2 separate regions of the Mus musculus genome follow, and region 2 is linked to region 1. The links are chromatin contacts, found by Hi-C or POLR2A ChIA-PET in ENCODE. All regions are on one chromosome and are shown on one strand. The core of a region is the stretch at or near the end of the contact, and the rest is flanking DNA. Distances in the headings are between cores, read along the strand shown. Region 1 holds the start of Hipk1 (homeodomain interacting protein kinase 1). Region 2 holds the start of Ptpn22 (protein tyrosine phosphatase, non-receptor type 22 (lymphoid)).

Region 1 (4,685 bases), core at 1,239-3,738:
CTCTCCCTCCCAAGTGCTGGGATTACAGGCCTGTGCTACCAGGACTGACTAAAAGTAACTTTGTACCTGCAGCACTGACCACAGCCCCAGTCCTTCTCCAGCTGCTCGCTCTTGTCTGAGAGAGGAAGTACTTGTTCTGCCCCTTTCTCCACTCACTGACCTTCCCACTACCATGTCCTGCTCCTCTGATCAAGCCTCTGCTTTTCAAAACTCTTGAGTCTACCTGCCTTACCAATCCTGCATCCAGTTAGTTCCTTTAGTGTATAGGCTGTGCTGTTTCCTCCTTAATTTCCAGCAATGTCCCGCACATAGGAGATACTCTATAGATTTGTTGAATGGAAAACAGACTATGCAGCACTAAACTTTGAAGCTTTGTTGACTGAAACATGCTTAGATATTTTCTTCTCTGATGGTCTTCTCTGACTCCATTATTCAAGTCATGTATATTTGTGTGGCATTTTTCCTCACTGGATTGAAAACTCTGGGGGGGGGGGAGAAGACTACATCCTACTCATCTTTCATCTGAACTGGTATCTAGGGAGTGTCTGGCATAAAGCAGTTTGTTGGACGAATGAGTGAATGACATTAGAGAGGAAAAAAATACTACACTTTTAAACATTCCCTGAAGACTGAGACAGATTGAAAAAAAAAAAAAACAAGTCAAGAACAACGAAAACAGAGACTAATTATATGAAGAGCTGGTACAAATAAACAGGTAGGTGACAGGGCTGAGTGAGAATGCAGGAGTCAATCAGGAAAGGCTCTGACATGTAACATCTGAGATGTTTTCAAACACAAAAGAGACATAACTTGAGAGTAAATGAAAAGCCAGTCATAGAGTTCTGGTGAGGTAGGGCAAAATGAGCAATTCATAACTAAAGCTTGTTTGTTAAGCAGATCTGTTTAACACCAGGCCTTTTTCTTGGCTATCTAAGCAGGCATGTTCATTCATTCTGTGTCTTGGTATTTCCAGGGCCAGCCCAACATGAGGACTTTATGTTCTCTAAACACTCAAGAAAGGAAGTTTCTGTGAAAATATGCAAGGGAATCTGTCCTGTGGGATTGAACATTTTGCTAACCCTGGCTCTCCAGGGAAATGAACTTCCTCCCCATTCCCAATGTTAAGAGGAGAAACTCAAACGACTTTCCTTAAAAGGTATGATAGGATAGCCTAGAAAACATTTTGTTAGGTGAAGATCCAAAGAAATCATGGATGTATGAGTGAGGACTGAAAAATATAACTGATAGAAAGGCCTCTCCTAGACCTGCTCTCTGCTCACAGGACACAGGTAAAAATCTATGGTGGTGGATAGTCAGTTAGGGGTTCAGACTGTTCTTGTAAGAAAGAACACATTTTCCATCTCCTCCTCTTTCTTTTTTTTTTTTTTTTTTTTTTTTGGTTTTCAGAGACAGGGTTTCTCTGTGTAGCCCTGGCTGTCCTGGAACTCACTCTGTAGACCAGGCTGGCCTCGAACTCAGAAATCCCGCCTGTCTCTGCCTCCCAAGTGCTGGGATTAAAGGCGTGCGCCACCACTGCCCGGCACTCCTCTTTCTTTTAGGTAGGGCCTCTCTATGTAGATCAAGTTGACAAACTCACAAGAGATCCATCTGCCTCTCCTTCCAGAATCTTGGGTTTAAAGGCATGAATCCTGGGTTTAAAGGCACGTACCATCCTACCTTACTCTTATAAATACTCGACTCCAAGAAATGTTTCTCATTTTAAGAACCAACATTTTACAGCGCGGAAGGCATATCAAGTCCCACAGAATCTCTTGAGGCTGAGTTGGCAACTGTCTACTAAGATAACCTAGTTTTCAGGGTCATTTTTCTTAAACATTATGCCAGGTCCACTTTCCGGAATCCACCGCCTTTCTACCCTTCGTGGAGGTAAGACAATTTTTGTTTACTGCATGCATGGAGGAGCTGAGTTCGGATATTTTATTTCCTAACAGATTCTACGGTGGGAGCGCTTCAGCACAGGGAGGCATCTAAATCCCTTATGCTGCCCTGAAATCGACATGGCAGCAAACAATTTAAGTAAAAACTGAGAATTCTAAACCCTCAGAGTCATCCCCAGGTAGTCAATGTCTCCCTGCGCTGCCCAATCGCTGGGATGTGATTGGGATGTTGGGGGAAAATCACACTGGTTTGGGGTGATGTCACACTAGCTGAGATGACATCTAACTGTAAGAAACCCGACCGCCACCAAACGCCGGTTAAACGACCTCGGAGACTGCTGTGCGGAGAGGACTGGGAAACCGGTCCCCACACACTGTCCACGCTGGCTCCCCACGGAGGCCCACCCACACCCGCGGCCCGGGGCAAGATGCAGTGATCTCAGCCCTCCCGCTCCTCCGCACTTCCGCCTCAGTAGGTGTCATGGCGCTAGGTGGCTGAATGGTTCCGGCGAGGCGGGGCCGGCGGGATGGAGGCGGTCGCTCGGGGCTCCACTTGTCGGGTCTGGTGACAACGGCGGCTGCGGAGCGAAGGGCCGGGCCGTGGCCCCGGACCGCAGGGGAGGCCGAGGCGGGAGCGCTCGGCGCTGAGGCGGCGGCGGCGGGAAGGGGCCGGGTGGCAGGGCAGGCGGGAGGCTGGCGAGGCTCCGGCCGCAGGACGGGCGCGGGGACGGCTCCGGGGGGCGGGGGCCGGGGCCGGGGCCGGCTCGTGCGGGGGGTATGATGACCCGGCTGCGGGGCCCCGGATCGCCTCTCCTCCGCCGCCTCCTCGCGGCGGCCCCGACTCGAGGCTGAGAACTACACACACCGGCGGTGAGTCAGGCTCGGCGAGGGGCTGGGGTCGTGGACTTTGGGAGTCGGCGCCCCGAGGTGGGACGGAGCGAGCCGCAGACTCCCTTGGGTAGCCGGCTTGCTTGGGGTGCCTCTCTCGCCAGGCCCCGCGCGGCCCTAGGCGCCTGGTCGCGAGCGGCCAGGCGCGACTGCGTGCCGGAGAAAATGGGCAGCTCCCCCTGCCTCCTGCCTTTCCCTCCAGATCGTGTTGTCCTCAGGTGACAGGGGTCCGTCTGGCATCTCCCCACCGTACAGATCTCCACCCCAACCGCGGACTGCGGTGGCAGGTTCTTGTGCTTGTGCGTGTGCATGTCACCCCACTCCCTGTAGCTGTAGTTTGGGCGTATTGGTGCCTTTGGGGACCGGGAAACCGCATCTAGAGTAAATCGTGGTGGTCGGGCTGGTATGGAAGCTTTTCTGTTCTCTTGGTTCATGTTCTGTAGTCTTTGAGTATGTAATTTGTGATGGTGGTAACGCTGTGTGGGGACCAGCCCACCTATATGTTTATCTCTGCAAGGCAAAGCTAGAGGTCTAAACTTTTGCAGTCCGTCGTCGCCTTTAAAGCCAAGAACAACAAAATCCAAAACATTAAAAGATGGAAACAACCAAAAGCCTTTGGGTAGGACCCACACTATAAACAGCTCTGTAGGGCAGCGTCCCCCTTTTGTGCTTGGCAACCGAGACCTAAAAACTTGGTCTCTAGGAGCGTTGGTCTAACCTCCAGTTTGTTGTGGTGACGAACCGTGAGCAATGGCCTGTGTGTTTATGCTGGGCGCGTTTTCTTTCCTGTTTGGGAATGGGTACTGGAACGGGAAGCCGGAGAGGGGGTGGGGGCAAGCTCCAGTAAGTGAATCTTTTCTCTACATAACCAGTGACTCAGTTGTGGATACTCATAAGATGCGCATTCTTGTCTCTTTGGTGACACTTTGAGAATTCTCAGTAGTGTAGTGCAGCCACAAACAAGAGTTTCAAATGTAGACTCCGTTGCCCCAGTCCGCTCTTTATCTTGTTTCCTAGTAACTGATGAAAACAGCAGCATGGCTTCCTGCTGTAGACGGAGTGGGGTTAAATTAAGTGGCGGATGGCCTCAGCAAAACCTACAATTTTGCTCTTGTTTGTGTAAAGCTATTTTTGATTCATGGTCTGTAAGATTTTGTTTTTTTTGTTTTTTTTTGTTTTTTTTTTGGTTAAGATGATAGAGAATGCAAACCATTGCCAATTTTTTTTGGGGGTGGGGGTTGCTCAGTTAAAAGCCTAAAGCTTCCTGTAAAACATTTAAAAACCTAACGACTCATTTTACCTCATCACTGTTATTCAACTGGTTATTTTAAGACTTTGCATGCAATTTTCTCAGGACTCAGTGTTGCAATGTGATGGAGTCTTTTAGATACTCTCCTTGGCAGCACACACCTTTAATGCCAGCACTCCAGAGGCAGAGGCAGGAGCATCTCTGTGAGTTCAAGGCCAGCCTGGGTCTACAGAGTGAGTTCCAGAACAGCCAGGGCTACACAGAGAAACCCTGTCTCAAAAAACCAAACCAACCAACCGAACAAACGAAAAAAGATACTCTTCTTGGTTTGAAGAATATTTCGGTAAAGTTTTTGAGATTGAAGCTAGAGGCTGCCAAACCGGTAAAGCAGCTGACAAAAATGTTGGCGCTGGTTGGCAGGTCGTTTTTTTGATAGCGTCCTGAACAGTTGATCTCTGGACATTGTAGTTTACAGATTTTAGAGCAAGTTGATCAGTAATGAGATTTAAAATCAAACCAGATCTTCCTCCTGAAAGGAAAAAAAATCAGAGTTGACATTTCTCTGGAAAACAGAATTCATTCCTTTTTTGTTTTTGTTTTTATAAGCACAGAACTAGCAATGCTTTGTTGGTAGCGATCAGTGAGCCAGA
Region 2 (4,893 bases), core at 1,043-3,542, 69 kb before region 1:
TTGTGTAGTTTTTCTAAATATATATTTTAGTTCACAATTATAAGCAGCTAACAAAATACAAGCTATAAAAAAGTTCTTAAGCTGAGAAAAATATGACCAGATTTATGTAATTAAAAGAGCACTTTGGAGCCTGGCATGGTGGTGTACACCATTGTACACCTTTCATCTCAGCACTCAGGAAACAGAAGGTGGATCTCTGAGTTCAAGGCTAGTCTCGTCTATACAGTGAGTTCCAGCCCAGCTATGGCTACATAGTGAGTCCTTGTCTAAGAAAATTAAGGTGGGACAAGGCTAGAAACAGAGAAAGCAGTCAGGAGGTGGCAGCCAGTTTGGTAAGAGACTATAACGACCTCTACGAGTGGTTAAAATATTAGAGATATAGTCTGCTCTGTTTTGAAAAATACAACCCAAGTAAGACAAAGATGTCACTACCTCTCAGCTCACGTCCCCTCTATATCTTAATAAATTGCCTTAAGAATGTCTCAGTGATACAGTCAAAAGGCATGCTTGGATCTAAGTAGACACATAGGCAACTCTACCCTGTGCCTAAACTACCCTGAGAACTTGTGGCAGAAAGAAAATATTTAAGTGACACCATAAGCTGGCATAATATCTTAGCCTCAAAGTTGGGCCACTATATACTAGCCTGCTGTGCTATCTAATAGTGATATCTGTTCAGTGAAAACATCATGGATAGTTTTCTCTTCTAATATCTGGTGCCAGAACGCTAGTTCTGGAAGGCAAAGACATTTTGTTTACTATTGTATCTTAGTGTGAAGAAACAAAGTTGGTACATAGTAAGTGCTCCTAAATGATCCCTTTTCTGAGACACGGTCCCTCTCAGTCGCCTGGGCGAGCCTTGAACTCAAGATTTAACCCACCTCAGCCTTCCAAGTAACTGGGTCTCTGGGTGCCTCCAAAACACCTTGTTCTCATTTAATTATTATAATTAATGATATAATCATCACAATAATCCAAAATGAGATAGATAGGACATAAATTATTATCCTCATTTTTTTAACCTAGAAAACAAAGAGTTAGGGTGATTTGGGAACACGTTAAATATTTGATAATTTGAATGATGACCATGTCGATGTTCTTTATTTTTCTCAATTCAAAGCTGAAGGGCTAAGGCTTAACATTCTTACAGTTCTGAAATACCAATTAGAAGCTTTTAGAACACAGCAGGTTGGTGTGGTCGTACATGCCTTTGATCCCAGTGAGGCAGAGGCAGGAGGATCTTTTAAGTTCAAGGCCAAACCTGATCTACATAGTGAGCTCTAGGCCAGACAGAGCTACATACTGATACAAACAAACAAACAAACAAACAAACACTAAGCAAAAACCAAAAGCATGACAGGTGTGTCAAATACCATGTTATCTGATGTGCCTGACAGGGATGGAAAATGGGCCGCCCAGCTTTTGTTACACTGTTAACTATGGCTCCCTCTAAGTGGATTTGAGTTCTGGATAATCAAGTCCACCTGCTCCCAGGCTACCTTGCTCTCCATGTCTCTCACGTGTCTCTACTCCCCACTCTCCCTAGCCCACTTCTCCAGACAATATAAGTTAAAGAAGCCCAGCTATTGTTAAAAAGGAAAATGCCTATTCTAATAATCAACTTGTTTTCAAAGGGATAGGAGAAAAAGTGGCAAAATGAGAGTTTTTGGTGTTTTTCAAACCCCTGTTATCCCAATGATAGCCTATAGGGAAGCTAAAAATAACACGTAACATGAAAAGCTACTCTTATTAGTAATCTGAAGCATATGTCACAATGCAAATGCTTTCTGCAGATGTTCAGAAAGCATTAATATCCATACACCTGTCTATACCTTCTGTAGGACCATTAAGCTCAAAAGAACAAGCAAACCCAACATTAAAACCAGCCTACCTGGAGAAAACCCTGAGCACAGACACAACAAAGCCCAGAGAGGTTATGTTCTTAGGTCGCCTTCCTCCCTTCCACTCCAAACTCCATGGTCGTGTTATCCCTACAGCAATTGCGTCTAGGCAAACTGGGCCACCACAGACTGCTACACAGTTTATCTAAGAACTCTTCAGAGCATTCCAGAACTCACCAGAAATTCACTGGCAAACTCCTCACTGTTGAGTTTCTTTTTCTGGGCTTCTTTCAGTAGTTGCTGCAGAATTTCTCTTTGGTCCATGCCGCAGAGCAAGAGTCTGTGAGTAGGTTAAGGGAGGGCATGTCAAATATGTGTCATGGCCAAGGCAGCACCAAGAAGCCACTGCTGCTGCAGGAGCACAGCGTGCTGGAGGCTGTGGTTTACTGACTTCATCACAAGCCCTAGAGGAAATTAGTACAAAACTAGCTTCTGTGGTCACACAACAAAGCCATCATCTCCCTGCAGGGCCCTAGCGCCTTCCTTTCTCAACAAAGAAACTTGGCTACTGTTCAAATGTAACAAACAAGAGGCTAACCAGAACACAAACTGTGGTCTGCTTAGCTCAGAGACTGTTCCACGCTGTCAGTCTCAGACAGCACTCAGTTCTTCCATTCCCAGAAGAAAGGCAGAAAGTACAGCACTAACCTGTGAGTTCAGCTTTTCACATCCCAGTGAGCAGAAAGGCCTGGGTGACGCCCACCTATGCCCTGCTGCAGGAGAGGAGACAAACACTGGAGTTACCTATCTCCGACCCGGACCATTATCCCCAAAGTCTCCTATAGATATGATCATGGCAGACCTCTGCTCATCAAGCGGGCATTTTGTTTCAGAATTTGTCAAGCTTCCATTATAAACCTCACGTTTTTCTTTTAGAGGAAGCAAAGTCCACTGCTTCTGATGGTCCATCTCACCCGTGACTGGGGAAGTACTGGCCCTCATTAAGGGAAGTGTTGGTCTCTGTACTTCTTCAGACCTCCAGTAGCTTTGCAAACACTGAGAGTACAGCTCTACACAGGATGGGAAGCACCGGGGAGGCAGTTAGCACAATATCCCCAGAACGCACTGCTAGCAAACAGCGAAAGGACAAAACGGAACTAAAGCTAAAATATTGCTTGCTGAGAACCATACAGATTCTATCTAGGTCAGCCTGTCTGGAGAGAATTGAGGAGAGGTGGTGCAGTCCCAGCTCCTCAGGACTGTCCCCAGCTGCAAGATCACTTGAGTCTCAGAGTTTGAGACACCTGAGAAACAAAGTGAGCGCTCTCTCTCTCTCTCTCTCTCTCTCTCTCAGAAGGGGAGGGAGGAAGAATGAAAGAGGCTGAAGAATTCATGAAGACATGTTGACATTTTGATCCTACAGAGCCTATCTCAGAAAAGATCGCGTTTCAGGGAGCCGTCCACATCTGTGGTATCAGTGCCTTAACAAGGCAGGTTATTCCAGAGAATGCTTCCACATCTCCGTTTGCATAAATCCTCTCTTCGATGGGCACAAATCCACTCAAGATCTAATTCAGTGTGAAAACCCTTGCAAATGAGGAAGTTCAGTAAACAGAATGTTACAAAATTAGTTTCAAGTTAAAAAAAAAAACTGGGAAAGGTGTAGTTTGGACTTCCTCTATTAAGATATTAGCAACCCTTTCTGGTTTTACACTATTCAAACTCCCTTCAGAAAATCATGATTTTGAACACAAAACACGCTGCACCCTCTTCATTGAACCCTTGGCAGGCAATTTGAAGTTAGTATTTCACATAAAGAATTTCAAATGTAGTTCACACAAATTAAAATGAACCATAATTCTTCAGCAATATTTCCTGAGACTAAAACAAATCTCTGAGATTATCCTTGTCTAGCAACAACAGGAAATTTCTTGCTACTCTAAATGATGCAATATTTGACTATTTTAAAACATACAAAATATGGGGAAGCTTTATTTTTAAAAAGAATACAACATTCTTCAGGGTATAATGGAATATACTTGTAACACTAGCACTGAGGAGGCTCAGATAGGAGAATGGTTACAAAGTGCAGGCCTATCTGAACTATATATAGCAAGACACTGTCTCAAAAGTTAAATACTTTAAAAATCCTAAGTTAACTATAAATAAAATTATATGAAAATATGAAATTTAAGCCAGACTCAGAAAGGCAAGTATTACATGTTTTTTCCCCTTAAACAGAGAATCTAGATTTAAGTGTGTGTGTGTGTGTGTGTGTGTGTGTGTGTGTGTGTGTGTGTGTGTGTAGGCCATAAAAATAGAAAGAGGAACATTATTATCATACATTAGTCACACATAATGGATTACATGACATTTTCATATTGTAGTTAATGCATTCCGATTACACTACGCATTCAGTCTTACCCTCTCTTCTCTTCACACCTAACCCCTCTCCTCTTGCCAACCATCTCCTGCCTCCCACTTTCATGTCTTTTTTAGTTTTCAATCCCAGTGAGCTTCATTAGGGTAGTTTAGGGGAGCATGCATAGCTTACCAGAGTCTCACACTGAAGATGACTTCTCTCCCTTCCCTGCCAACCATTACCGGCATAGAGATCTTCAGGCTGGGGTGGGACTCCATGAATCCCTTACCCTCCGCGACAGAGTGTTGAGTTGACACAAACTCAAGTTTGTGTGGATCCTCTACGAGTGGCACAGCTTCCATGAGCTCAAGAGTGTAACACCCAAGTCCCACTTAGAGATTAGCATTCCCCACCTCTTCAACCGCCTTCGCCTGCCTTTACACTGGAAAGATAGGCCTTTAAATCCTGGCACTCAGGAGACAGAGGCAGGCAGATTTCTGTGAGTTTTAAGACCAGCCTGATCTACACAGTAAAATTCTGTCTCAAAACAAAAGAAAAGTTAAAAGAAAAAGTTAATAAATAATCTCTCTCTGTCCCTTCTCTGGGAGTGCTCCCTGGGTTTTGGGGTGGGGAGGGGTGATGTAGGTGTCCCATTTATTCCTGAGCACTCACCAGTGGTTTATTCTCAGA

The links. A loop is a pair of places that touch in the nucleus more often than their neighbours do. ChIA-PET counts read pairs that join two places held with the same protein, here RNA polymerase II (POLR2A).
Region 2: a map of T-helper 17 cell shows a loop between it and region 1 (2.1-fold over the local background). The contact joins the promoter of Ptpn22 here to the promoter of Hipk1 in region 1. A Hi-C loop is called at or near these places in 1 of 37 maps with a recorded cell type or tissue (T-helper 17 cell). POLR2A ChIA-PET finds 5 or more read pairs at or near these places in 3 of 5 experiments (Patski and embryonic stem cell).

The regions. Positions count from the first base shown.
Region 1 is chr3:103,789,078-103,793,762 of GRCm38, reverse strand. Hipk1 (homeodomain interacting protein kinase 1) reads left to right here and starts at 2,488. Exons shown (of 16, transcript NM_010432.2): 1 at 2,488-2,768.
Region 2 is chr3:103,857,676-103,862,568 of GRCm38, reverse strand. It overlaps Ptpn22 (protein tyrosine phosphatase, non-receptor type 22 (lymphoid)), which reads right to left and starts at 2,292. Exons shown (of 21, transcript NM_008979.2): 1 at 2,079-2,292. The coding sequence starts at 2,165.